Regions from separate parts of the Homo sapiens genome. Here all the other regions are linked to region 7. Evidence: chromatin contacts called from ENCODE Hi-C or POLR2A ChIA-PET data. All regions are on one chromosome and are shown on one strand. Each heading gives the region's core, a stretch centred on a gene start or an enhancer-like site at or near the end of the contact. The rest is flanking DNA. Distances are from core to core; before and after follow the strand shown.

Region 1 (3,729 bases), core at 1,037-3,536, 2.5 Mb after region 7:
ATTCATATTTGAAGGTTTAAGGTAATAAGTACGAAATTCATAGAACGTTCCATCGTATTGTCTAGGGCCCGTAGCAAAAGATGAACACACCTGAAGGAGGTAAGACAAATGTAAATATCTTGGGAAGGTACAATTACAGATTTGGTTACAACCAAATCTGAGTCTGGTACAAGGAACACACATAGACTCATTATCCATTGTTTACTTTTGTTGTCAATTCTCCATATACACTTGTTTACATAGAGATGTCAATAAAGATAACTACTCTTAATTCTGATGAATATATAGCAACTGTTTCCTAGCAGGGGTCTACCTCTAGCCATTTTTTCACGAGAATTTGCTCACAAGAAGGCTGTGGGATCATAATGATACTCCTTTACCGAAGAACTACATTTAAGACTTAGTCTCTTTAATTTACAAAGGGTTTTCCCCTGTTTAGCCAATATTCCATCTTACTCAATACCATATGTATTAGTTCCACACATTGAAAAAAATTTATTAAGTACACATGCCTTTTGGCAGGCCCAAAAATACGTTTACTAACAAAAAACTCTTGTTTTTAAAAGGTTCCTAAAAAAACAGGAAGGGCTATTCAGGTCAAAGTATTTCCTGAATCTACTGATGAAGACTACCGGTCAAAAACAGGACTGGAATGTAACTAATATAAAAGGAAGCTATAACTTATCCAATTGCATTGTACTATGGGTGTATACTGCATAAAGGCTGAAAAGGAAAAAAACTCAACAAATGAGAATTGTCTCCATCATTGTTTCTAATTACAGATGCAATATCAAGAAGTATGTACATTTAGTGCACTCAATTATACCAAGTTTATGGAACTATCCTTTAAGAACCACCCTTTGTAATAGTCATATGCCCAATGGGTAAATTTTCTGTCCTAATCTGGCCCTCTGAGCCTGAGTGAGCTTAATGTTCAGTAGCAAATGCCCTGTCAGAAATTATCCAGTCTGTCTGTATGTACGTACATGCAAATATTTATGTAAACACACGTGTATACACAGACCACTCCCGTGGCATTCTAGTTTACAAATCCATTCATTTAGGCATGGTTAGCATGTGACAATTTCCTGAGGCTCACTACCCAGAATAATCTATCGCAACAGTTTCAGTAGGCATCTTTCACTGACATATTTTTGGTTACAACATGCAAATGTCTATGTAGTTTGTGTGCATAACGTCTTAATTATAATTGTCTATCTTGAGTTCATTCATCTCCAGTATGAGTTATGCCCTTATTGCCCAAGTGTCTTAGTTTTCTTAGAAAACCCTTCTTCATACCAAAAAATACCTGCAACTATCCTTTCTTTTGATGGCCATTCTTTTTGGGTCAGTTTAATCAAATTCTGAAAATAAAAAACTGCTTAGTATCTACAGTTTAAAAATATTATTATCTCGGAAAATGGGCCAATGAGGTATTTCTAATAACTGCTTTTAAAGTTGATTTTCGGAGATTTGTATCTGGAGATGTTATCCTAAAAAAACGCAACAGCTGGCGCCACGGGGGTGTCCCGGGAGTTGTGGCATTTAGGCTAGAAACAGCTGGCATCAGGCTGGGCACAGTGGCTCATGCCTGCAATCCAGCACTTTGGGAGGCCAAGGTGGGCGGATCACGAGGTCAGGAGTTCGAGACCAGCCTGACCAACATGGTGAAACCCCCGACTCTACTAAATAGTAAACACAAAAAAAATTAGCCGGGCGTGGTGGCTGGCGCCTGTAATTCCACCTACTCCGGAGGATGAGGCAGGAGAATCGCTTGAACCCGGGAGGCGGAGGTTGCACTGAGCCGAGACTACGCCACTGCACTCCAGCCTGGGCGACAGAGCGAGACTCCGTCTCAAAAACAAAAACAAAAATCACAAAAACACTGGCATCCAGTTAGAAAACCCCTCTGACAGCGACTGCCAGCGAGACGACCCCGGCCTGTAGCCTCCTCCTTGCGCGCCAGACGGCTCCAGAGACCGCGTTAGAACTTCGGCGGCGGCGCGGGGCCCCAGGTCTGGGAGCGCCTGAGCGTGGCTCGCACGCTTCAGAAATACCCCCCGCCCCTCCCCTCCCCTCCGGCCAGGGCTCGGGCGCGCCCCCGCGGCCAGTACCTGAGGCGCGAGCGTCCGTGAGGCAAGCGCCTTGGTCAGGCCGCTTCTGAGAACGAGCATGGCGCGGCTTCGGCACTGAGAAAAGCAGCCAGCCGAGTCCTTTGTGAGACTTCTCTGAAGTCTTCCCGAGTGGAAAAAAGCGGCTCCTGGACCACTGGCGAACTCAGGCAGGGGCGGGACTCGGCGGGGTCAGCTCCACCCCGGCGCGGGAGGCGCGACAGGTCCCGCAGTTGGCGTCTTTCTCTTCGGCGCTGAGCCTCGGTCCCCCTTGGTTTCCTGAAACGTTCTTGCCCCAGACGTTAGAGGTGACAGAATTAGCTGAAGGCTGGGATCGTTCCTGCCCCACCTTTCTGGGCCCTGACCTCATTCGCTCCGATGCGCAGTTGTGTAGATTCGTAAATGTGCGGCGGTTGTGCTTGTGTTGCCCCTGGAGAAGGAAGGGGAGGTGTTCAGCGTGTGCATGTGCAGTGCTTTGCATTTAAAGTCGAGATGTTGACAGGGTTAACTTGTTTCTTTGTTTGAGACGTAGTCTTGCTCTGTCGCCCAGGCTGGAGTGCACTGGCGCGATGTCGCCTCACTGCAAGCTCCGCCTCCCGGGTTCACGCCATTCTCCTGCTTCAGCCTCCCCAGTAGCTGGGACTACAGGCGCCCGCCACCACGCCCCGCTAATTTTTGTATTTTTTAGTAGAGACGGAGTTTCACCATATTGGCCAGGCTGGGACAGGGTTAACTTTTACAGGTTGTGATAGACGTGTATTTGTAGACCAGTGAGCCTTCGCTTTTCTGCATTATCTGTCCCCATTGCCACCCCACTGTGATCTTGGAAGGCTCCTAATAAAGATTTAATTTTCCATGAGCTCAGTGGAATAGCAGCACCGAGCCTGATAGGAAAAAGTCGAAGTTAAACATAGATAGTTTGAAACTAGATCGTTCTGTAAGCCTTAAGAGCAAAACAGCCGACCTCTGGTCTAGTCCTCCCAGTCCCAGAGTACTGGTCCCCAGACTAACCACCTTCAACATTTTAAGCTGTTCTTCTAATACCTGTTTCCGTATGTTTTTTATTTTTTTGAGACAGAGTCTTGCTCTGTCGCTCAGGCTGGGGTGCAGTGGCATGATCTTGGCTCACTGCAACCTCCGCCTCCCGGTTTCAAGAGATTCTCCTGCCTCAGCCTCCTGAGTAGCTGGAATTACAGGCGCACGCCACGACACCTGGCTAATTTTTCTATTTTTAGTAGAGACGGCGTTTCACCATGTTGGGCAGGCTGGTCTTGAACTCCTGACCTCAGGTGATCCTCTCGGCTCAGCCTCCCTAAGTGCTGGGATTACAGGCACGAGCCACTGCGCCTGGCCCGTATTTTTAAATAATAGTCATTTTCTGCTATTTCTTGCATTTTCAGTTATGGAGAGTATGTGTTGCCTTCCTTCTGTGGCAGATGAGGATTTAGGTCTCACAGAAGCCACTCCCCCGGGGGCTTATCATTTGTGTTGAGAACATTCAATATCCTCCTAGCAATTTGAAACTATATATTATTAACTATAGTTATCCTGAAGTGGTATAGAGCACTAGAACTTATTCCTCCTATCTAGCTATAATTTTGTTTAACAAATCTCTCCC
Region 2 (3,741 bases), core at 1,070-3,569, 3.0 Mb before region 7:
ATTTCTCTGCACAAATGAACGCTTCCTCTCTGGGCAGTCCCAAATAATTCCCCTGTACCTCACTCTCCTCAAAGAACGTCACCTCCTTGCCACAAATGCAGGGAACCTGCTCCTTGGGACCAGGTGCAGCCCACTTTTCTTTCTTCCTTGCAGGGAAAAAAAAGGCCTTTTCCTTTGAGGCTTATGTTACGGAGCTCACTGTTCATTACTACTGTCTTCATTACTTAATTCATTTAAGACTGACACCTGTTTTATAATCTCTCCTTCCACCCTAGCTCTGCCATCATTCCAGATGGATCTCATCATTCATTTAATAGCCTATAATCATAGTTCATGTAGCATTCACTACACACCAGGCACGGTTCTAAGCATTTTACATATATTTTAGTTCACTCAACCCTTATAATAGCACAAGCTATTATTACGCCCACTTCTCACATAAGGAAACTGAGGCACAAAAAGGCTATTTAGACTTGCCTAGAGTTACCCAGTCATGAAGTGGTAGAGTAGGGATGAGGACAACGGAGTCAAATTGCAGAGTCCAGACTGGCCTCCCAGTTCCTTATAACTGTACCATCCTCCACATCTACTCTGCATTGGTGCTGTGGAGGTGGGAGAGAGGGAGTACCTCCTTCACTGAGTCACTGGACATTTGGAAGGTCTTTGGAGAGAAGTCAGCTGAGGATGGCCTGCATTGCCCCTTCCTGGAACTCAATGATTTGTTGTTATCACCCATGCAAATTCACCAACAAACAGATAAAAGTCAGGAAGCTGGGATGCAGCTGAACTGAAAACCCAGCAGCAGAAAAGCAGGTTATAGATTCTGCTCTGGGTGCTCCATACAGCTCCTTCCTCTCTGCCCCAATAACCTCCCTCTCTTTGGGAACATTGCTGCATTCAGGGCAGTCTGTCTTCCCTCCCTATGGGCTGTCTTTAGAATGTGTCCCTTGCCTATATCCATATTCATGCTCCGTGCTCCTCAGCCCCCTAGAAACTTTGCACAATAGATTCAAAACCTCTGGTTTCCTCCCTTCCTCTGTCTGAAAGAGTGAAAGAAGGAAGCCAGGGATTTCAGGGGGCAGCCAGGCAGCAGTATCACCACCCCTAGGCAATCACACCTAGTTGCAGCTTCATCGGGAACAGCTCAGCTCTGAAAACACAGACCTGGGACTCTCCCTCCCAGCCTTCTAGCTCTCGTTCCTGTGAGCAGCTTTTCAACCTCCACTTCCAGCCGCTGACAGGCCCTCCTGGCTCCACAAGGCCAGCTAACATACCCACCTTCCACAATCCCCAGCCCTGCCAGACATAACCTGCAACAGGCATTCCTGGATCAATGCAAACTCCGACTTCTGTTCCAGGAGTCTGCCTCTGTTAGAAGAATCTCACACAAGTGTGCGTGCTGTGCCATTGTAAATGCTGTATAAGGTGGCCAGGCCCAATCAGTCCCTGCAAGACACCGAACAGTAAGAACTATCTATGGAGTGTTTACTATGTGCCAAGCACCGTCCTTTGCAAGCACTATTAACCCTCAAAATACCACCACCGTGAGATTGAGACCATCATGATTCCCGTTCTACAGAAGGAAACACTGAGACTTCAGGAGGTCAGGACCTTTCCAGGGTCACAACTGCGTAACTAAGTTGCAGAGCTCAACCCAGTGGCACTTCCATCTCACACGCAGCTGTCTGATGGTCAAGAGCCCAACCAGTCCCCCGGTCGTTTCTACCGCACTAAACCGCTGTGTCAAGCTGGAGCAGCGGGCTCAGCAGTGAAAATGAAAGAACAGAAGGAGGTTACAGAGAAGAGAACGGTCACGGTAAATTCCGGAGAGGAGGCAAGGACGTACACACCGAGATACTTCCCGGTCACCGTTACTCAGCACTTTGTGGGGTTCACGTGGCTGGGGGGGCCGGGGCGTGGCGGCCCTTTTCGAGGAATCCAGCCCTGCCTGGGCGGTCCCCATCTCGAGCGTGGGCGTGTTCGATTCAGGCCCGGCGGACGCATCCCCAGGTGACCCGGGAGGGACCTTGTGTCTCTGGGGGTGACTGTCCGTCTCCCCGCCTCCCACCGTCACGCGCAGTGCTGATCCCCACTTCCAGCTGGAGTGCGAGCTGGGCTTGGGGTTACAGGAGCCGAAGCCCTGGAGCTCCGCCCCACGCTTGCGCCAGCCCCGCCCCGATCCCGGCTCGCAGGCTCCAGGGGCGGGGCGTGGCCGGGGCGCAGCGACGGGCGCGGAGGTCCGGCCGGGCGCGCGCGCCCCCGCCACACGCACGCCGGGCGTGCCAGTTTATAAAGGGAGAGAGCAAGCAGCGAGTCTTGAAGCTCTGTTTGGTGCTTTGGATCCATTTCCATCGGTCCTTACAGCCGCTCGTCAGACTCCAGCAGCCAAGATGGTGAAGCAGATCGAGAGCAAGGTACGCGCTACCGGGGAAGGCCAGGGTGCCGGCGCCGCGCGCGGCCTCTGTAACTGGGGAAGGCGGTGGCGGGAGGTGGGGAAGGCGGTGGCGGGAGGTGCGGAGGCCGCCCCTCCGCATCGCCAGGGGAAAGGGACGCGGCGTCTCGGCCTGGGACTGCGGGAAGCAGCGGCCTGGGCGCGCCCGAGGCGGTGGAGCCTGCCCTGGAGGAAGGGAGGAGAAGGACGAGGGTCCCCTGGAGGGCGGAGTGGCGGTGCCCAGCGTTTCTCGCACCCTGTTCCTCGGGGGATTGCACGCACGCGGGGAGCGTCCGGGGGATGTGAGAGCGCAGACAGCGTGAGGAGTCCCCACGCTGCGCCTCCTGCACCCTCCCGTCCGGGCAGCCCCGACTGGAGGAAGATGAGGGAATGGAAGGGGTCCGCCCTTGGCCCCCCATCTGTATCCAGATTCAGGCCCCAGGCAAGGATAGGGAGGGCCCTTGCAGAAGGCACGGGTCGGTGGCCGCCGCTGCCTTTCCGTATGTGAAGTGATCCACCCGCAGCGGGGGTAGTGATCTCCCTTTGGGAGCGGGTCTAGGCCGGAGACCCCCGCCTGCCTCCACCCATGCCCGACCCCAAAGGTGACGCGTGCTGTATCCGCACTAAGGGGGCGGATTGCGGCTGGAGACCCCCTGGCACGTGCAGGTCTGTCCAGGAGGCCCGAGGGCCCCAGGTGACCGCGAGGAAGTGAGGTCCGGGCCGCGCCCACGGGACTCCTGTGGCGCAGGGCGCGTTTCCGGCAGCAGTGGCTTTGGAATGACTGAGTCCCCAAGGTTGGGCCCGGGGGCCTCGGCTGCCCTGCCCGTCCATGATTCACCCTCAGTCGGTGGGTTTTGCTGGAGCCAGGGTTCCTCCTGGGAGCAGCCGCGCCCTGCTGCCTGCTCGCCGACCTATCGGTATCCCGATCGTTGTTTTGTCCTCTTAAAAATGCCCAAGGCGAAACAGCCTTCCCATGTTTGAAAGTTATTGCAAGCCTAAAACCTTGTAGACTGGGAAACCCAGAGCCTAACGCGCAGTGTCTAGTCCAATGTAGCCACTCCAGAAATATTTGTTAAATGCAGCGTCAGAAAAGTGAGTGGAGGAAATTGATACTGCTCGAACGGTAGAAGACCCCTCGCCAGCGCCTACCCTGCGATTACCCCTCCCTACCTGCGGGAAGCAGAGGAGGGCGGGTCCTCGCCCGCCTCGGGTGCCCTGACCTGTTTGGTGCCGGGTGGGCTTCGGAAACAGAAGTGTGTCTGCAATGTGTCCCCGATCCTTTTGTTCCTTTGATTATTATTGACTCTCAG
Region 3 (3,808 bases), core at 758-3,257, 2.3 Mb after region 7:
CACCTCAGGAAGGCTTCAAGGCAGGGTTACATTCGGGCAAAGCGAGCCCAATTGCAGCCTTTGTCTTTATCAGCCTGAGCAGCAACACAGTCTTGGGGGACAGGGCAGTGACATTCCAATTCTCTGACGGCACACTCAAGGGAGGGGATTCTTGGAAAGAAATGAGGGTAGCGGGGGCAGACCCACTTTGCTGCAGCTTTTTCTGCTTCCCTTGCATTTCCCTTTTGGGGAATTTCCATTTGCATCTCCCTCTGTTTCCAAAGCCTCCTAGGAGAGGAGGAGAGCTGCTTCTGTTTTCTGGCCTTTGTGATTCTGAAGAGCAGCTGAGGCACCAAGGGGTTGGTGGGGTGGGAGGAGTTATGACTGCGTTCCGGTGCCCCTCCCTGGGTGATCTACTTCTTGTGTCACAGGAAACCCTGACAGGGTAGGGGGATTACATGGCTTCTACCATGCATGGAGATGGGCAAACATCCAGACATCTAGGATTGTTATGAGTGAATTTTTGTGCTCCCTTCCACCCAGTTCATAGGTTGAATGCCTAACCTCCAGTATGATGATTAGGAGGTGGGTCCTTTGGGAGGTAATTTGGTTTAGATGAGGTCATAAGGGTGGAGACCCCACGATGGGATTCATGCCTTATAAGAAGAGACTCTAGAGAGAAGTCTCTAAGAGCGTACAGTGATAAGATGGCTGTTTGCAAGCCAGAAAGTGGGGCCTCAACAGGAATCAAATCAGCCTGCACCTTGATTTTGTTCTTCCAGCATCCAGAATTATGAGAAATAAATGTCTGTTGTTTAAGTACCCAGCACGAGAAGACTAAGACAAATACTCAGAGCAGAATTTTCAAGAGAAGCAAAGCATTCCTGTCCTTTGAAGTTCCCATCTGTTTCCCAGCTATATAAACACCGCAGAGTGCATGATAAGTATGTTTGCTGCGTGAATGCAAGAACCCTCCTCTGGGAAAAGTCACAAACAAGCTACTTCACCCATTGCCTGACACAAAGGCAGCTTCCCCCTTGAATAATCTGGGATTGAAAATGAGTTCATTCAGCTATAAGCTCACCGAACGAACACCAAATTCAGCAACTGTGAGCAGTGCACTCTGTCCCTGCCCTTAATAAGTGAACAACCCAACTGTCTTCTAGAAGGGTTGATCACTTTGTAATTTTGTAATGGAAACCCTCAAAGGAGACCTCCAATAATGAGAACTTCTTTGTCTTTAGCATGGCCTGGGCCACTCACCCCATAGAGCATGAAGCTCTCATAGGTCTTCAGATTGGCGATGGGAGAACGTGACTTTGAGCTTTCAGCTTTTTATCTCTCTAAAATAGGACAGAAAATTTCAGCTCTGATATTCTCTGTGGGATTCCAGAACAACTTCCTTGAGTCTCAGTTTCCCCATCTGCAAAAAGAAAATAGTCACAGCACCTACTACCTCATAGGTTTCTGATAAGGATGGAATGAGTAATGCCTATGAGAGTGCCTTGCCAAATGTGCTACAGGTGTCGTTTGTGTGTTTTAGGGCCAAAAACCCACTTTGAAGCACGGACCCTTCATGGAAATTGCCCTTAACTGATTGGATGACCGTGGGCCAATTAAATGAACTCACAGGGCCTCAGTTTCCTCTTCCATGAGGGGTCATTTTGAGGTCTTTCAAAGGGTTGTGAGAATCAAAAGAAGGGCGCCCAGCACCACGCCCGCCGCGCACACACATGGCGTTCAGTAAGTGGTTCTCTCCCCTGCACCGCGTCTAGACCTCGTTTCTCCACAGAGAGTGGGTGGCAGGAATTTTCCAAATCGGCTCGATGTCCCCACTCCATCGCTTCATGCACTGGCCCAGGACACACCCATAGTTTGGCGAAGTGCAGACTTGGAGAAACTTGGGGGAGAACGGAACCCAAGGCCCAGCCCCGCGCACGCGCGCCGCAGCCTTCGCCCAGAGCAGCGTCTGCTAGTTACCTTTCACCTACTTCGCTGCGACTCGCCGCGCGGGGTAACTCGAGGTCAGACTCGGGGCCCCGCGCGCTTGCGCGCCGCCCGCTGCCCGCCGCCCGCCGCGGCTGGGAGTCCGGAGGTTTCATCTTGTGATGGTTTCGGTTCGGCTCTCAAATGGAGGGTGTGAGCTTTGCAGACGTGCCCTAATTCTGGGTCTGGCGGGGCGACATTGGGCCCTCTGAGCTGCCACCCTGGCCCTGACGCCCCATTACTCCTCGTTCCTTCCTCCCCCCATCTGTTGTCACGCTCTCCCTTTTCCCACAGCTGGCCCCTATTCAGCTGTGCCGATTGCCCCACATCCCTTCTTCCTGCAAAAGGCAGATGGGAAGGGAGCTCTGTCTGGCCTATTCCGGACAGAGCTCCGGGCTTCCGAGTGGAGCATGAGCCCGCGGAAGAGCCACGTGGGTGCAAACTAAATGTTCCCATTCTTGCTGGGGAGGGGCCGGACTTAAAGACCAGGTTTCAAATGAGAAGGCGCACATTTTCTGGTTTTTGTCTTCCAGATGGCTACGTTGAAGACAGCTGGGGCTGCCGCACGCCTCGGGGTTACTGTCGGGCACCCGGCGGGCGGGGCCGGCGCTGGGGCGGGGGAGGGCTTCCTCGCCCTCAGAAACCACATTCGCAGAAACGTTTTTAACTGGCAAGGTTTCGAGTTCCCAACCACAGCACCCTCAGTGATGGTTTTCAGAAGACCTTGTTAGCTCCTCTCCTCCAGAGACCCATCCTTCGCTGACATCCCACCGATTTGGGAGCAGGAAAAAACAGACTCCTGCAAAATACCTCTTCTTCCAGTGCCCTGTACCCCTCTCTACTTACTTCGAGTCCCTGCAGTCCAGCAACAACCCCAAACGAGTGAAGGGAGGAGACATAGGTTTGTCCAGGCTCTGCCACCGACGGGTGATTTGGGATGAGTCCTTCTCCAGTATCATTATCTTCAACTGTAAAACATGAGGGTTAGTCCGAATGATCTCCAAACGCTTCAGCATTAAAGTTAGGTGATGAATCCTAAGATTTTGCAGTTCTATAATGTCACATCTCCTCCGTTTCAGAGAGGGCCCGCAGGGAATCTTGTTAAGGATAACTGCCATCGAAGTTACAAGTTTGTTCTGTGATTGAAGAGTTTCAGGTCTTCTAGATTTCTTTGGCATGACGCATAACTATTTCAAGATACTAACATTTGGGCAGGGCGTGGTGGCTCAGGCCTGTAGTCCTAACACTTTGGGGGGCCGAGGCGGGCAGATCACCTGAGGGTAGGAGTTAGAGACCAGTCTGGCCAACATGGTGAAACCCCGTCTCTACTAAAAATACAAAAATTAGCCGGGCGTGGCGGTACATGCCTGTAATCCCAGCTACTCAGGAGGCTAAGGCAGAAGAATCGCTTGAATCCAGGAGGCGGAGGTTGCAGTGAGCTGAGATCACGCCACTGCACCCCAGCCTGGGCAACAGAGGGAGACTCCTTCTGAAAAAAAAAAAAAAAAAAAGATACTAACATTTAAGGTTAAGAATGTAGGTCATTTCCCCAGAGGACTAACAGACTCGAGGGCACACACCCCAAATTTTATTTCTTTGACTCTGTCATTGCCCCCAGAACAGTATATAATGTAGCCAATTGTTGTGGATTTATTGTTAATGAATAAAATAAAATTTGTGACTAGCAGGGATAGGGGTCCTATGCTGTCATTTTAATATGAATAGAGTTTTTAAAAACTCACAGATAAATGTATCACATGAGAAAAAAATACAAAGGCTGAACATAGAGCAGCAATGTTAATCTGATAAATCGTAAATAAGTGTATACATTTTAATAGAGATT
Region 4 (3,729 bases), core at 485-2,984, 2.3 Mb after region 7:
TTATATGTCTATTTGACATGTATGAAAAGGCCACTATATGTTAGCACTGCTAATACAATGGTGAACAAAATAGTGCTGCAGCTTCTCAAGCAAGGCAGGCAGGCCAGGTAGGGTGGCTCGTGTCTGTAATTCCAGAACTTTGGGACGTTGAAGCAGGAGGATCACTTGAGCCCAGAAGTTTGAAATCAGCCTGAGTAACATTGTGAGACCTCCTCTAAATTTTTTTTTTTTAATTAGCTGGGCATGGTGGTGCACGCCTGTACTTCCAGCTACTCCAGAGGCTGAGGTGGGAGAAGGATCGCTTGAGCCCAGGAGTCTGAACTTGCAGTGAGCTATGATCGCACCACTGCACTTCAACCTGGGTGACAGAGGGAGACCCTGTCTCAAAGAAATAAAGAAAGAAAAGAAAAGAAAACAGGCAAACAAGCAATCATATAACAAAGTGTGGCTAATACTATCCTTTGGGAAATACAGAATACTTGATAGGACAGCCTGGTCTCCCTGGGGGAAAGGAAACTTTTAACTTAAGATCTGATGTACATCCTTTCCAGGGCCCAGCACAAAGTATGTGCTCAATGTGAAACATTACCCTGGGCAAAATCCTCCGGGCTTGCTGGAGAGGTCACTCACTAAGGGGCAATTGTTAGTCAATTTAAGAGTGGTTGTGGTGAGCCAAGGGCCCAGGGCCTGAGCATTCCGAAAGCCAGCTAGCGTCAGGTGCAGCTGGTCACCTCATTCAGCTCTTTCTGACACATTTGTGAAGTGGTAGGAGAAACAATAGACTTAGAACTCCTGTAGGGTTCAGTCCCAGGGTTCTGCCACTGATTACATTCGTGTGTTCTCACTTGTCCTTTTGTATAATGATGCCACCTTCCAGAGCAAAGGAATCTATGAAAGCCTGTTGCAAATGTAAGGACATGGAATCTATTTATCTAATCTATCGCCTGGCTGTCTGAATTTGCAGGGGAAGAAGAGGGCAGGGTAAACAATAAGTTTAGGAGAACTGGCAGGGGCACTGCCTTGTAGGGCTTGTGCCTCAAGCCTTTTGTTGTCTCGCATGATCTGGATTTGGCAAGGAGGGGGCAGCTTGAATTCCGGGCGGGCTAAAAGGCCTTGGCTGAGGTCTAACGGATTTCACAACACAGTATGGAAAGGCTTCCCACGAAGCGATCGGGGTGGGGGATGGGGAAAGCTGCAATTCTGCAAACTGGGAAAGGGTAGGAGGTGGGAGGTTCCCGAAAGCCAGGATGGAGTAGCGATTAAAACCCTTGATTACTGACACTACCCAGCACCCCCAACCGACCCCCTTCAAATCTCTGCCTTAACAACCGCAGCCTACAGGCAGTGTTATCACAAACTTGCACCGCAGGCCCTACCTATGAGCCCAGTCAGCCCTAAGGCAGCAGCCAGCCCCTGAGTGGCACGGGAGGAGCGGCCCCCACCTCCGGCAGCCGCGCATGCGCGCCGCTTACTCTGCGTTCCAACACCTCTAACACTCATCAACGGCGCCCCGATCCGCAGATTAAAGGAGCCTTCTCCCCTTTTACCCCCGGCTGTGCCCCATGCTCAATACACAGCAACTCCAGAGTCCATAGGCAGCTGTGCGGCGGTGGGGGTAGAAGGAAACGAGTCAAGAAGCTCTCGGGCCCGGCCCGAAACTACAACTCCCAGCAGACCCCGCGCCGCCCCGCCTTCTTGTGGGCGGGCCGAGGGTACCCAGCAGCTTAAAGCGGCGAGATCGCGACGTGTGTGGAAGGCTGGGTGCATGGTCTGCGCTCTGTGATCCGGCGCTGGGAGGGTGGAGAGAGCGGTGGCATCTTTCTGTCTTGCCTGTTGTACCTGAACTAGCAAACAGCACAGTTGAAATAACCTCTGAGCGCATTTAGAGGCGTCTCTCAGGTTCAGCAACTTGTTGCCCCTACTTCACAAATTCTGCATTGTTGGTTTAGCAAATGAGAACCTGAAAAATCGCCTGTATGTTAAATTTCTTCTTCTTTTTTTTTTTTTTTTTTTTTTTTTTTGAGACGTAGTCTCACCCTGTTGCCCAGGCTGGAGTGCAGTGGCGCGATCTCGGCTCACCGCAACCTCTGCCTCCCAGGCTCAAGAGAGTCTCCTGCTTCAGCCTCCCAAGTAGCTGGTATTACAGGCGCGTGCCACTACCACCCAGCTAATTTTTGTATTTTTAGTAGAGACTGGGTTTCACCATGTCAGCAAGGCTGGTCTTGAACTCCTGACCTCAGGTGATCCACCCACCTTGAGCTCCCAAAGTGCAGGGATTACAGGCGTGAGCCACCGCGCCCGGCTAAATTTCTGTGAAAATAAATTATTTTCCCTACCATGTCCAAGCAACCCTATTTTTTTTCCTAGTTTGCAGGTGTCTGTGGTTGATGTTTACTATCACTTATTTTCCCTAAAGACTCAACACACAAAAAAGAGGGGAGTCTGTTTAAAGAAATTCTGCAGTGAATCATCCTGAAAACGTAAAAACTTGTTTTGATAAGTTTTATACTTTAATTTTCTAACTTTTGTAATGAAGTGTCTTTAAAATGCAGCACACTTGAAATCCTTTTTTAAAGTGCAGAGTTAAGTGGTATCCTAATTTTTGAATAGGACGCAGAGAAGTTTAAAGAGGTTTAAGATCTACTCTTTGCTTCTTGCTAACGATGCAAAACGATGGTTCTTAGAGGGCACGAGGGATAGCTACCTTCTAGAATAGTGCTATTGGTCTGCACGACTGTAGTGGGTTTCTTGAACGGTGTAGTTTAGACCGTGATTTCTTACAGCCGCTAATGAACATCCTCCACATGCTAACGATGAACTCCTTTTGTTTTTGTTTGTTTGTTTTTTCCAAACAAATACAATTTAAGGGCCTCCATGGGAGTCATTTGGGAACTTAAATGCAGAATGGTTTAGCGTTGGATTTTTTCTTTGTTTTTGGAGTTAGCTTCAGCCTGCTGTTTTATGACCATGTGTGTGTTCACTCTCTTTAGTGTGGCATTTATGGATAACATGAAATTGGCCAACTTGGCAAAAGTTAACAAGATACATAATTTTTTATTTGTTCTTTGTGTGGGGCAGCCCAGCAATAGGCATACTGAAAAATTGAAATAATAGTTGATGTATAGTGATTTTGATCACTAGAGCAGCTATTGTGTTCTGAACAAACCCCCCATACACTGTGAAACATTAAAAGGGAGGAAGCAATACTTGCGATATTTAGTAATATTTAGATTTTTCCTTTTTTTTTTTTTTTTTTTGAGATACAGTCTCGCCCTGTTGCTCAGGCTGGAGTGCAATGGCGCGATCTCGGCTCCACCTCCTGGGTTCAAGTGATTCTCCTGCCTCAGCCTCCTGAGTATCTGAGATTACAGATGCACGCCACCACACCTGTGTGATTTTTTGTATCTTTAGTAGAGACGGGCTTTCACCATGTTGGCCAGGCTCGTCTCAAACTCCTGACCTTGTGATCCACTGGCCTCAGCCTCCCAAAGTGCTAGGATTATAGGCGTGATTCTCAAATGTTCTTCTTTTTTTTTTTTTTTGAGATGGAGTCTCACTCTGTTGCCCAGGCTAGAGTGCATTGGTGGGATCTTAGCTCACTGCAAACTCTGCCTCCCAGATTCAAGTGATTCTCTCATGCCTCAGCCTTCCAAATAGCTGGGATTACAGGCATGGGCCACCATGCCAGACTAATTGTTGAAGTTTCTCTATTTTGGCCAAACTGGTCTG
Region 5 (4,307 bases), core at 968-3,467, 2.1 Mb before region 7:
ATCTCCTCATTTGATGTCCTCTTCCTCGTCTGTCTGTCCATCTTGCACACTGAACAGAATATCACCGCGCCCTACAGAGCACCTGTGTACACAGTTGAGCAGGCCAAAAATCAGCCATTTGTTGAAATAAATGACTAAGAGTAACCCCTCCAACCCTGCTTAGAAAATAGGTTAGGGCAGGCCGGGCACGGTGGCTCATGCCTGTAATCCCAGCACTTTGGGAGGCCGAGGCGGGCAGATCACAAGGTCAAGAGATCGAGACCATCCTGACTAACATGGTGAAACCCCATCTCTACTAAAAATACAAAAAAAAAAAAAATTAGCCAGGCATTGGTGGCAGGTGCTTGTAGTCCCAGCTACATGGGAGACTGAGGCAGGAGAATGGTGTGAACCTGGCAGGTGGAGCTTGAGCTTGCAATGAGCTGAGACTGTGCCACTGCACTCCAGCCTGGGCGACAGGGCAAGACTCTGTCTCAAAAAAAAAAAAAAATAGGTTAGGGCATAAAATGACTTGGAATATAGTATTAGTACTAGCAGCAATAGTAATAGTAGTAGTACTGTTGTCATTTAGTACCATGGGCTAGTTTAGACAGACCATTGAGTTTTAAATCAAAAAAGAAAAATAGGGCTGGGGATGGTGGCTCACACCTGTAATCCCAGCGCTTAGGGAGGCCAGTGCAGGAGGATTGCTTGAGACCATGAGTTCTAGACCAGCCTAGGCAGCATAGTGAGACCCTGTGTCTACAAAAAATTTTTAAAAGGCTGGGCATGGTGGCTCACACCTGTAATCCCAGCACTTTGGGAGGCCGAGGCAGGTGGATCACGAGGTCAAGAGATCGAGACTATCTTGGCCAACATGGTGAAACCCTGTCTCTACTAAAAATATAAAAAATTAGCCGGGTGTGGTGGCGGGCACCTGTAGTCCCAGTTACTCAGGAGGCTGAGGTTGGAGAATCATTTGAACCCGGGAGGCGGAGGTTGCAGTGAGCCGAGATTGCACCACTGCATTCCAGCCTAGCAACAGAGCGAGACTTTGACTCAAAAAAAAAAAAAAATTAAAATTAGTTGGACATGGCGAATGCCTGTGGTCCCAGCTACTCAAGAGACCAAGATAGGAAGATCTCTTGAGTCAGGAAATCGAGGCTGCAGTGAGCTGTGGTCATGTAATGGCACTCCAGCCTGGGCAACAGAGCTTTACCCTACCTCAAAAGAAAAAAAAATGGATTGGGGGGGTGCAGGGAGGGAGAGAGAGGGAGACAGAGGTAGAGACAGAGACAGAGACAGACAGAACGAGAACTGGAAATACCATTTTAACTTGTTTTGTAACTGCCAAGCAGTTGCCCTTTCTGCCACTGGGTGATGCTCTTGTAAACAGTGAAACCCAGCAAAGATGCCGTATTTGGGGGGAATTTTGTAAAGCTTCCTTTTACGTAAGTGAAAGTCATGCTTTTTCAATCTGAAAACTTGTATACAACTTCAATTCCAAAATACTCTGTCTCTGAAATGCCTTCCCATCCATAACACCCTACCCCCAACCAGCCACTTGGACACCATAAGGCCAGACTCTTGTCCTACTGTATCGCTGTGTTTCTCCATTGGTCTGTCACTGAATATTTTATTCAAATAGATTGTGATTATGAATCATTCTGTGTGACTATGATACAGATTTTATATTTAAATTAGGCTCATTTAAACTCACTAGGAGAAAGAGAAGCACCAATTTCATAAAAAATCCATGGATAAGGGCTTGAAATGAAGGTCAAGAAAGAGGCAGTAGCAGCTGTCTTTTGTCTGGGTTTCACTGAATGACTTGGTCTCTGCGCTTCTCCCCTCACTTCACTTTGGATGAGGTTAGGGTGGGGCAGAGTCTTAGAATGTAGGAGAGCCCCATAGTCATCAGCTCTGTAAGGTGTCTGTGCTGGGCCTGTGGCTCCGGAAGGGGCTGGTGTGGGTGATGCAGAGACTCAAGGGTCCTGTCCTGTACAGTGACAGCAGGGATGGTTAATCCCTGTGACTCTGAGGGGTTAGAAATAGGGGTCTTGGAAGTGGGCTCTGCATGGTCTGGAGAGGGAAGAAAGGCTTAGGACGCACATCGGTCAGGTTTCTGTCTGCTAAGCCGGGGGAAAGCCATGTGACCCTGGGCAAGTTACTCAGCCTCTCCTGACCTCAGCTTCTTCATCTGTGAACTGGGAGTTAGAACAAATGACCACAAAGTTCTGTTCCGTTTTCATCATCTGTAACTCTCTAAGACAGCGCTGTCCAGCAGGACTTCCTGCCGTGGTGAAATGTTCTCTGACTGCACTGTCTCATACGGGAGCCACTGGCCGCATATGGCTAGTGAGCATGTGAAGTATGGCTGGTTTCTTGTCTTAATTTATTTAAATTTAAGTAGCCACATATAACTAGTGGCTACCATACTAGACAGTGCAGCTCCACGATACAGAAGAAACTATATTCGATAGAGGAAAATGTAACAAGATCTCAGCGTGGCAGTTCATGGATGTCACAGGCAAATCATGCCAACTAGGAATAATATAAATTCTCCTGAACGCACAACAACAACAGTCCTGTTTCCTTTGAGGAGGCAAGAGTCCTATGAAGCAGAACCATCCGCAGAAGTGAGACAGAAGGAAAAAAGCTTTCAGAAGGGATGGGCTGTGCATCTGCATGAGCTTGCCTGGCAGAGCCTGGTTCAGTAATGAAACCACCAGAGGAGCTGGACACATTTCCCTGTCACCCTTCTAAAGCAGCGGGGAAGGGAGCAAAGTTTTCAGCAGTTTCCAGATCCACCCTGCCTCCTATCCCTTTTCCCCAAAACCATGTGACAGTGTCTAGGCCAGATGCGGTCAGGGGTGGTCAGTGGGCCCTGGGTGTACTCAAATCCCGCTGACAACCTATGCAGCTGAGGTTCCAGGGAAACATACAGCCCCCAGCTGCCAGGCCCCTACAGTCAGTAGTGTTTGCTCTAATAAAATATTAACCCAGTTATTAATATCTCCTCCTTCCCCATGATGAAGGAGTTTATCCGAGAACAATCCGGCACAAAGCTACCTGACCCAGAAGTCATCCAGTTCTGTGTCTCCATCTTCAAATGCTCCAGGCTCCTGCTCACCTGACGGCGTTGATCAGCAGCTCTTAGATGACTTCCACAGGGTGACCAAAGGGGGCTCCACCGAGGACGCCAGCCAGTACTACTGTGACAAGGTGAGCGAGCGCAGGCAGCCGGGTGATCCACACACCCAGGGCTTCCCGGCCTCTTGTGGGCAGCTGAGTAGCTCTAACTAAATGAAAATATCTTATCACCAACTGCTGGAGAGAGATGTGATGCAAATGACCACTTTCAAACCGTTTTCCAGAATGATAATGGTGACAGCTACTTAGTCTTGATCCGTATCACACCAGATGAAGATGGAAAATTTGGATTTAATCTTAAGGTATGTTGTGTATTTATAAAGGAAGTTTTGTGCTGGGAAGCAATCTTTCAATGAGTTTTTAATTTGCATTACAAATGTGCTGCATTCCTGAGCTACATAAGGAAGTTGGTTCAACCCTCAGAATTGAGAGTTGGGGGTTTTTTTTGTTTTTGTTTGGTTTGAGATATTTGGGGTTTTTTTTGTTTTTTTTTAAAAACTCACTTTATCGCCCAAACCTAGAGTGCAGTGGCACGATCGCAGCTCACTGCAGCGCTGACCTCCCCAGGCTCAGGTGATCCTCCCACCTCAGCTGGGACTATAGGGATGCACCACCATACCCAGCTAATTTTTTTCATATTTTTTGTAGAGATGGGGTTTCACCATGTTGTCCAAGCTGGTCTCAAACACCTGGCAATCTACTCACTTTGGCCTCCCAAAGTGCCGGGATTACAGGCGTGAACCACCGCACCCAGCCTAGAATTGAGAGGTTTTTTTTAATGTGGCCTTAACAGCTGCCGAAGGCCAAGTGCCTGCTCTGTGCCTGGCATTGGCTATCCACTAGATTCATAGCACCTTCTTAAGTTCTGATAACAAGTGGTAAGGTCAGTATTTTTAAACCCATTTTGCAAATGAATACTGAGGTTCCCAGAAATGAGGGCACACAGTTGGCAAACAGATCTACCCACTTCAGGAATGCTATTAAGAGAACCCCTCAGCATTGCTAAAGCTGATAAGAGAAAAACAATTCAAGTTCAACCTGCAGGGCCACCACTCTCCTCCAGGCACCTTTAAGCAGGATCTGCAAACTAAACCCACAGGCCAAATCCCATCTGTTTCTGTAACTAGTTTTTTTGGTAACAGCCACAGCCATTTGTTTACTGGTGGGTTAATGAC
Region 6 (4,260 bases), core at 1,232-3,731, 2.0 Mb after region 7:
GAAGGATGCCAAAAATCTCAAATAAGAAAAAAAAAAAAAAATCACCAGCTCTTTGGCACAAAACCTGCTCCTCAATGCTCCACTGAACACTACAAGTCCCTAAAGCTGAACTTAAAAGCATGTGACAGCTGTTGATTGGTTATAGGAATCCACAGGAAAAAAATGCACCCCTTGGGTGCATGACATGCATCTTATCTGTGGAACAAGGCATGTTCTACAGTGAGAGGAGGTAAAAGAAAAGAAAACGTATACGATAGCATTCTGAAAAGTATGACGTGGAGCTAGACAAATGCAAGACCCACTATCGGTTTTAAAGCAGAGTTCTGATGCAGCACCCATCCCTCCCAAATTTAACTGTTCATGCACTGAACAAGCTATCCATAAACTATCAATACTTTTCTGTCTTAAAGGCATTTCACCACCAAAAGGGAATGTAAATTAACTCAATTCTGAAAAGAAAGGCAATCTGAAAAACACCTTTTTGGTGAAAATTATACTTAAGTAAATATTAAAGAGCACCCAACTAGACCCCCACAAATTCCTAACCAGTTGAAAGTTATGTGCAATTCTACACCTTTATATGTTAATATGAAAACTCTGATATACCAAGCCTCTCCTTCCTAACACCTCTACGTATAGTTTTACTTTGCTATTATAACTGAATAGGAATCTTTAACTACACCAAAAAGCCTGACTATAATGCTAGCAGGAAAAAAAAAAGCTAACGGGTAAGCAAACACTCAAAAAAAAAAAAAAAAGACTGGAGGAATAGGATGATAGGATGGATACCTAATAAAACACAAATGTCCCCCATTCATCTGCAATTCTAGTCATTTTCTCTCTAACAGATCTCAGATTTTCAGAACAAGTATGCAGGTTATTTAAAACTGAGTTATATATAGTCATTTAGCAGCAGCAAAAACACTTCTGGCATTATCACAGATGCTAGCTTTCTGGAGGAATTTTTTCCCCCCAAACTAGCGTTTTTCTTCACCAAGAACCAACCATCCTTTATTTCTAAAAACAAGAGCCCTTTTCTGCCCCCTAAAACAAACAAATCACAGACCACAGTTAATGAAACTACGCTAATGAAACTGTGAGATTACATCCCAGGCGTTGTCAGAGCCTATTTTTCATACACCACCACAAGACAGTTTGATGCAGTATTCCTGATTGCTTTTTATAGTATTTGTAAATACACTCGCTAATCCACTAAATTAGGTAATTTACAAACAGGTCCTCTCAGTTATTAGTGGCCAGTAGTCGAGTTCTATTACATTTGATCCTCGTACAGTTGTCTAAACATTTCCACCCAGGTTAAGGGCTCGGATCCGAGAGAAGGAGGTTGGCGAAATTTGGATGGGGGCAGGGTAGAAGCTGAGAGAAATCTCTGCATCTCAGCCCTCAGCGACAACATTCAGCCAGTGCCCACAGAAAAACTAAATTCGGAACCTCTTCCTCCTGTTACACTGGCAACAAAGAGGGAGTTTCCGTAGCGCTCCCGTCACCCACCAGGTGCCCAATCTCCTTCCCAGCCCAGAGTCGGCGCTCCCGCAGGGGCCTCCGAGTGCGGGGAGGCCGCGGGGCCCGGGTCACGGCACTAAGGGGGGATGGGGTGCAAGCGAGCAAGCGAGGTCTGCGGAGCGGGCCGTGGAAGGGCTCCGGGACCCGCTGAAACCATCTGAACCCAGCCAGGGGGCAGCGGGCAAGAGAAAAGGGACAGAATATCTAATGAAGCAGAAACTGGAATTCGGTGGGAGAGGTGAAGAGCTCTTGCTGGGGGTACACCTGCGAGGAGCACAGAAAACGGGCGGCGGATGGCGGGGAGACTCCACGGAGGTGGAAGAGAGGAGCCAGGCCCGGAAGAACAGGGAAGGGGATGCCACCTGGGGCAGAGGAGGCGCCAGTGCAGCCTCTACCTGCAGGCGGGCGGGACGGGCAGCTCAGGTGTGACTGGGAGGAGGGGGCCGACTGGGGAAGGGGCCGGGAAGAGCTGAGGGCGCACTAGGCGCCGCGCAGAGGCGCCTTTGAGTCGGCAGCCGCGGAGCCAGCGCACGGGCATCGGCGGGACCCGGCGGACGGAAAGGCGGAGTGGGGGTCTTTGGACTGCACGGTGCGCTCAGGGGAGGCTGGGGACAGCGAGAGGTATCGGGCGGCGGGCGCCCGCCGCGCGACGCGGCGCACGGGAGGCATCCGGGCGGGCGGCCGGGAGGCGGGAGCCCCTCACCTGCGCGGCGGAGGAGGCGGAGCTGCAGCAGCCCATGGCGGGGCCGAAGGAGCCCGGAGGCGGCGCCGGGCGCGCAGCTACGCCCCGGAGCCCCTCGGCATGCGAGCCGGCGGGCGCCCGGGGAGGGCGCGGCCTGGCACCGCACGGCTAGGCGGCGGCGGCGGCTGCAGCGGCGGCTGGTACTCAAGAGGCGGCGCGGCTAGAGGCAGGCGCCGGCCACATCCCCCGGCGGCGGCGACGGCGGCTACGCGTCTCCTGCTCTGCTCCTGCTGCAGCAGCTGCTCCCCAGCGGAAAGGGGCGGGCGGCGGCGGCGGCGGCGCCTCCCTCTGTCCCCCCGCCTCCCGCCTCCCGCGCCCAGTCCCTCTCCCGCTCCCTCTCCCGGGCCGCCGCCTCCTCAGCGCCGCGCGCGTCTCCCATCAGACTCCCCGCCCCCAGTGCAGCGCCGTGCTGGTGGCAGGGCGGCGGCAGCCAGAACAAGGCCGGGCCCTTCCGCGCGTGTCAGAGGCTGCGCGGCGCCGGGCTTATTTAGCTGTGGCACCGAGGCAGCTCTCTGCCTCGAGGCTGGAGGGCAACGCGGTCTGAGGCAGCCAAAGACCGGGCCAACTCGCTGCCAAAAAGGGGCCGGATTGCTTCCGGATCTAGGAGGCAAGCGGGACTTCTCCCTCTCCCTACTGGACGCACAACTCAGGATCCTGATGGCTTCTTACCGCCCCGTCGGCTGTTTTTTTTCTCCAGAGGAAAGCGTACACAAGAAACCTTTCCTGGAGAAGGAATAGGTGATAAGAAGACGGGAAGAAACAAGCATCTGTTGCTACTGTCCCCATTTTGCTGATGTGGAAACTGAGGCTTGAAAGGGACCAAGAACCTAATGAAATGTTCCCAAGGTTGAAATGGTAATAAATAGCCAGAAATGAGGAAAAGGCAAAAAGTTATCCAGGCTCGCAAGTCAAAGCCATACTGGATCTAAGCTAAACTTTCTTATACAGGATAGTCTACAAAAAACAATAAGGGGACATTAATTTATTCATATTAAAAATACTTACTGAAGACACACTACGTTCCAGTGACTAGTACTGGGAATAAAGAGGCGAGCAAAAGAGACTTACCAAGTTCCTGTTGCTAAATCAGTAAGACTCAAGGAAGTAGCAACAAGTTAGAGTAGACGTGGTAACTACCTTCAAGAAATTTACAATTCCAAACGAGTCGTTAGGAAATACAGTATGAGGTGAAAACAGTTAAAAAGTGAAAGAAATAAAACTAAAGATAATGATGTTAAAAAAAACCCCACATTATCAGGCACTGTTATAGCCTTCATATGTCATTTCATCTTGTCAAAGAATGTCTCAAAAGACAGCCACAGGAAAGAAAAGAAAAACTTTATTTGCAAAGCTGCAAGGGAGTGAGACTTCCAAAAGGACTGATTCACCAAATATGAGACATCAAGTTTTAAAGATTAGTTAAAGTATAGAGGGAAGAAAAGAACACAGAATTAAATTGACTTTACATGCACTGAAAGGGAATCTAAGCCAAGGAAAGTTGGAATGGTAGCCTGTAAGGGGACAGCTACAGAAAGGGCCAGGGAAGAAGAATTCCTAATTGATGTTTTCCTATGCCATTTCCTGAGTTCGTGACTGTGGACGAGTTATCTCTCCAAATCTCATTGTCCGCTTCTGTGAAATGCTGGTAGCAGGGATGACTGCAAAGGCTTGTGGTCAAGATTAAATAACATAAGAAAGTGCTGCTAGGTCAGCAAGTACTCAACTGATTGAGATCTTGAATTCTTCTGCATTCTTTCTAGTTTCCTTTCAGGTTAATCAGAGGGTCCACCATACCACGGAGCTGGCGAATCCTACATGTGTTTCCCATAACCATTAAACCAATAAATACAAGTGAAGACATAAAACTAATGGTTCTAGTCCCAATTCTGGTTGTAAACTCCAGAATTAGATTGTAAACTCCCTGAGAACAAGGAAAAGTATTTTCTCCTTTGTATCTCCCTCAGCTCTCTCAAATGTTTGTTGAATTATTCAGT
Region 7 (3,757 bases), core at 1,066-3,565:
ACACAAACACAGGTACAGCATTGACTCTCAGTTAACAGTATGCGTAAAGTGCCTAAAACGCTAAACAAATCTTACAGAACGTAAATACTTCAGTGGAGCTGTTGACAGAGTCACTGCATAACTTCAATACACCCACACATATTTACCAAAAAGCCACAATATTTCTTTAGCTTTCAATAATTCTGAAATTAACTGAGTATTATAAGCCGATTAAGTTACTGGGGCACCAACATTTGTTACCACAAAGAACCAAAGTCAAATAGGCATTTTACGTAGTTTGTCTGAAATCATCAAACAAACTCCATTTTAACTTTCACCCTTCAACTTATTAATGCACATTAAGCAGTAAAGAAATATTCAAGAGAAATTAGATTCTATTAGTACTGTCAGTCCACAGGGTATTGTCAATTACTTCTGAGGACACTGAAAAGTTTCTCATGTATAACTGAGATCTCCTGTACTTTTAAGAAGTTAATCACACAGCATACACCCACATATAAATATTCTGAAATCAAATAATTTTGTACCAAAATCCCAAAAAGGCTGTTTCTTAAAAAATTAAAGATGTACAAAACTTAAGATTAAATGAGATAAGTAAAACGTAACACTGTATCTCCACTCAAAGGAATCCATTGTTTAAATAATCGATTCCATTTACTGACCACCAAGTAAATACATACCATCTAATCTTCACATCTCTGCAAGGCAGGTATTATCCCTATTATACAGAGAATGAAACTAACCGTAATTTGCCCAAGGTCATAGCAAATAAGTTACAAAACCACAAATGGAACTCAGGTCTACTTAACACCAAAGCCCCTGATCTCCACCCAAAATAGAATCAACTACTTTTAAAAATAGAGTTGGGCAGAAAGCTGCTGGTTTAAACTTAGTATTATGACAATCTTGGCGGTGTATTTCCGAACATAAGCAGTAAATTTACACTCACAGCGTTTTTAGATTCTTGGCATAAAGTTGTACTGACCTCAACAGTGTCTCTTTATGCAGTCACAAATACAGAAAAATGTATAATGTGGACTTCTGAAATGTTTAAGGCTTTAACTGCAGAAAGGATTCAAAGTTGTTGTTTTTTGTTTTTTTTTTCTTTTTTCCCCCTTGAACTGCTACTGTTTGGGGCATCGGGGGAGGGTGGCTGCAGCGTTCCAACTCCTACAATTCCAAGATTTCTAACACAGAAAACCCGTTAAATCTGAAGTTTAGTTTGAGCCTGGATGGCTGTGAAGAGCTCTAACAGCTAAAACCATCACCAAAGAGGCCTCAAAGTGCAATCTACGCAAGGGTGTGGGTTTGGTGGCGGGAGGAAGGCAGCAGAACGATTCATTTGCAAATAAAAGGGTAAACAATTCTGAGGGGAAAGGGGCAAATTCATTTTCACCACCACTCACCTCTCGGCGGCAAACGGAACCTGATACTTTTTTTTTTCTTAAGGCTCATCTTCTCGGGTTACCAACTCTGGGAACTAAGCGGCTAACCAGGTCCACACAGGGGTAGTGGCGACGCCTACGTCTCCCTCCCCCACCTGTGCACCCATACCAGAAAGCCAGGCTCTACGGCTGAGACGGCCTGGACCTTCCCATCCCCCTCCGGCCCCGCTAGCACGAGCTCCTAGGCCCAGGCCCGCGGGCGTGCGCTCCACGCCATCTGCCACCAGGCCTTCGGCGTCCGGCCACTGCTTCCCCATTCTCCTGCCACAAAGCCCACGGCCAAGACAGGAGGATCGGCTCCGCTGTACGCCGCCAGGGCCGGCACCAGGACCCAGGGCCCTCATCGCGCCCTCCGGGGCTTCCCCCGCTGGAGCGCGCCGCCCGGCCCCACGAGCTCCTGGCGCTCCCCGCGGCCCGCACGCGGCTGCCCCTGCCCCCGGCCCGCGCGCATACCGTCTCCTCGGGGTCAATGTCTATCTTGAAGGTCTGCTGCTGGAGGGTCTTCAGGGTGACCTGCATGGTGCCGCCGCGCAGCTCGGCTGCCGGGCCTGCGCCGGGTGCTGGCCGCTGGGCGGGGTCTGTGGCCTGGCGGGGCCCCGGGGTCGCCCGCGCTCCTCGCGCTCTGGGGAGGAAGGCGGTGGGGGTGGGGGCTTGTCACATTCGCCCAGCGGAGCGGCCTCTCCCCCAGCCCGTGCCCCGGACCGCGCCGCTGCCTCCGCGACTGCGGCCTTCCCCGCGAACTCGGGCCGCCGTGCTTCCTCACGCGCCGAGCGCCAGCCACGGAGTCTGCAGAAGGCGCGAGGGGGTCGGCGAGACAAGCAGGGAATCCGCTAGCTCACCACAGGATGGTGGCCGCCATCATCGTGACTCGCCGAGACGTGCCCCCTCCCCCACGCGAAAAACCTGGGGGGATGGGGCCGGGCGGGCGAAGCGCGCAGGCGTGGGGTGCGGCGACGCTTTGCGCCGGCGCGGCCGAGGACTCCGCCCCAGAATTGGGGGCGGGGCGGAAGGCGGTCCTGGAATGTCGGCGGCCTGGACCCGGATTACGCAGGCGCGTTCCGTGGGCGGCAAGGGCTCCTGGGGCTTCCTCCTAGCGACTATTGCTGGGGCGTTCTCTCCGGCTGCCGCGGCTCCGCCTCTGTGCAGGCTCCGCCCGGCTGCCGAAGTTACGCAATGTGTAGCCCGGGAAGCGCTTCGTGGAGACCCGGCAGAGTGGATGCGGAGCCCTGGAGCGGGGGAGTAATCGGGGCGGAGTTTAAGTGAAAGGATGGCGGTAACCACAGTCTGGGGGCCAGCACCCGCGGGGCGCTTGCTGCGGGGCTCAGCCCTGGGGGTGTCGACTGATTCTTTAATCCCGACAGCACAGACTCCTGAGCTGGACTGCCCGAGTTCAAATATTGTTTTTTCTCACTAGCCTAAACAGATGGACCGATTTAAAATGAAGGTCAAGTTCTGTCACACCTCGGGGTAGAACTGTCCAGTGTTTCCCCATCTAGCCCCGAGTTAAAGTCAGAGTTATTAGAACGGATGCATTAGCCCCTCGCCTTTCTCCGAGTCGCCTTACTCTCCCCACTGGTGGATTCTAGGTTGCCCCCGGCTCCCTTAACATCCTTGCTCAGATATTGCCTTCTTGGTGAGGTCTGTTCTGGCTGCCTTACTTAAAATCCCAACTTCCTATCTCTGTTATCCTGCTCTGTTTTCTTGTATAGCGGGTATCCCTTTATAATTACCCTGTAATGTACGTATCTCTTGTTTATCATCTTTCTCCTTTTCCTGTGAACCCCAGACTGAAGCTGCACAGAGGCAAAGATTTTGCTGTGTTCACCCATGAACATGCCTGGCACATTGCAGGTGCACGGTAAATATTTGTGGAATGGGTGAATGTGCTTCTGGATCCTCAGCAGTAGAATGAGAATAATAATGTCACTCATTGATTATTGGAGGGGGAAGTTGAATATTGTATGTAAAATCATGATAAACAGTCTGTAAGCAGTTAGCTATTAGTAGAAAGTCCGTTTACAGATAGAAAACTGAAGTACAGAGATGTTGAGTAATGCACCTGGAATAACCCAGCCAGTAGTAAATGGCAAATCCACAATGTGACCTCAGACAGAATGACTCCAGAGTCTGTGTCCCAGGGTGTGCCACTATTCCCCTGTTTTTTGTTTTAAAGATTATTCTTATTTTTTTAAAGCGTCTGACTGTCATCCACGCTGGAGCGCTGTAGCACAAACACGGCTCACTGCAGCGTCAACCTCCTGAGCTCAAGAGATCCTTCCACCTCAGCCTCTTGAGTAGCTGGGACCACAGAC

The links. Hi-C counts contacts between places; a loop is a spot of excess contacts on that map. ChIA-PET counts read pairs that join two places held with the same protein, here RNA polymerase II (POLR2A). Pooled maps may share reads with other maps.
Region 1: a map of OCI-LY7 shows a loop between it and region 7 (7-fold over the local background). The contact joins the promoter of NIPSNAP3B here to the promoter of RAD23B in region 7. A Hi-C loop is called at or near these places in 1 of 168 maps with a recorded cell type or tissue (OCI-LY7), 10 of 37 single-sample maps with no recorded cell type and 12 of 50 pooled maps.
Region 2: a loop to region 7 is called in a map of CD8-positive, alpha-beta T cell, with 16 times the contacts of the local background. The contact joins the promoter of TXN here to the promoter of RAD23B in region 7. A Hi-C loop is called at or near these places in 3 of 168 maps with a recorded cell type or tissue (CD4-positive, alpha-beta memory T cell, CD8-positive, alpha-beta T cell and naive thymus-derived CD4-positive, alpha-beta T cell), 3 of 37 single-sample maps with no recorded cell type and 14 of 50 pooled maps.
Region 3: a pooled map shows a loop between it and region 7 (22-fold over the local background). The contact joins the promoter of CT70 here to the promoter of RAD23B in region 7. A Hi-C loop is called at or near these places in 2 of 37 single-sample maps with no recorded cell type and 12 of 50 pooled maps.
Region 4: a loop to region 7 is called in a pooled map, with 6 times the contacts of the local background. The contact joins the enhancer-like site here to the promoter of RAD23B in region 7. A Hi-C loop is called at or near these places in 7 of 50 pooled maps. POLR2A ChIA-PET finds 5 or more read pairs at or near these places in 2 of 52 experiments (WTC11 and activated naive CD8-positive, alpha-beta T cell).
Region 5: a loop to region 7 is called in a pooled map, with 11 times the contacts of the local background. The contact joins the enhancer-like site here to the promoter of RAD23B in region 7. A Hi-C loop is called at or near these places in 2 of 37 single-sample maps with no recorded cell type and 7 of 50 pooled maps.
Region 6: a map of naive thymus-derived CD4-positive, alpha-beta T cell shows a loop between it and region 7 (28-fold over the local background). The contact joins the promoter of SLC44A1 here to the promoter of RAD23B in region 7. A Hi-C loop is called at or near these places in 4 of 168 maps with a recorded cell type or tissue (CD4-positive, alpha-beta memory T cell, naive thymus-derived CD4-positive, alpha-beta T cell and ovary), 1 of 37 single-sample maps with no recorded cell type and 13 of 50 pooled maps.

The regions. Positions count from the first base shown.
Region 1 is chr9:104,762,686-104,766,414 of GRCh38, reverse strand. It overlaps NIPSNAP3B (nipsnap homolog 3B), which reads right to left and starts at 2,286. Exons shown (of 6, transcript NM_018376.4): 1 at 2,115-2,286; 2 at 1-90. The coding sequence starts at 2,174. RefSeq lists silencers at 1,971-2,160, 2,358-2,557.
Region 2 is chr9:110,255,085-110,258,825 of GRCh38, reverse strand. It overlaps TXN (thioredoxin), which reads left to right and starts at 2,319. Exons shown (of 5, transcript NM_003329.4): 1 at 2,319-2,414. The coding sequence starts at 2,391. RefSeq lists enhancers at 1,638-1,687, 1,728-1,927, 856-2,055, 2,798-3,127 and silencers at 2,068-2,307, 2,478-2,727.
Region 3 is chr9:104,989,994-104,993,801 of GRCh38, reverse strand. CT70 (cancer/testis associated transcript 70) reads left to right here and starts at 2,007. Exons shown (of 4, transcript NR_184160.1): 1 at 2,007-2,116; 2 at 2,499-2,985. RefSeq lists enhancers at 1-142, 1,658-2,857 and a silencer at 2,454-2,723.
Region 4 is chr9:104,966,281-104,970,009 of GRCh38, reverse strand. No RefSeq gene overlaps it. Among named protein-coding and RNA genes, the nearest start is that of CT70, 24 kb to the left of the region's middle. RefSeq lists enhancers at 1,671-1,720, 1,801-1,850. Within about 2 kb of position 1,734, at least 34 of the 41 ENCODE cell types and tissues checked have a DNase peak (open chromatin) inside an H3K27ac peak, as active enhancers do.
Region 5 is chr9:109,409,126-109,413,432 of GRCh38, reverse strand. PTPN3 (protein tyrosine phosphatase non-receptor type 3) reads left to right here. Exons shown (of 26, transcript NM_002829.4): 15 at 3,018-3,204; 16 at 3,357-3,434. Among named protein-coding and RNA genes, the nearest start is that of PTPN3, 87 kb to the left of the region's middle. RefSeq lists enhancers at 1,479-1,578, 2,099-2,218. Within about 2 kb of position 2,217, at least 2 of the 41 ENCODE cell types and tissues checked have a DNase peak (open chromatin) inside an H3K27ac peak, as active enhancers do.
Region 6 is chr9:105,242,872-105,247,131 of GRCh38, reverse strand. It overlaps SLC44A1 (solute carrier family 44 member 1), which reads right to left and starts at 2,481. Exons shown (of 16, transcript NM_080546.5): 1 at 2,228-2,481. The coding sequence starts at 2,263. It overlaps LOC112268038 (a long non-coding RNA gene), which reads left to right and starts at 1,539. Exons shown (of 3, transcript XR_002956866.2): 1 at 1,539-2,113. RefSeq lists silencers at 1,539-1,618, 1,959-2,098, 2,109-2,708 and enhancers at 1,031-1,934, 1,935-2,839.
Region 7 is chr9:107,281,837-107,285,593 of GRCh38, reverse strand. It overlaps RAD23B (RAD23 nucleotide excision repair protein B), which reads right to left and starts at 2,315. Exons shown (of 10, transcript NM_002874.5): 1 at 1,899-2,315. The coding sequence starts at 1,964. RefSeq lists a silencer at 1,777-2,336 and an enhancer at 2,827-2,986.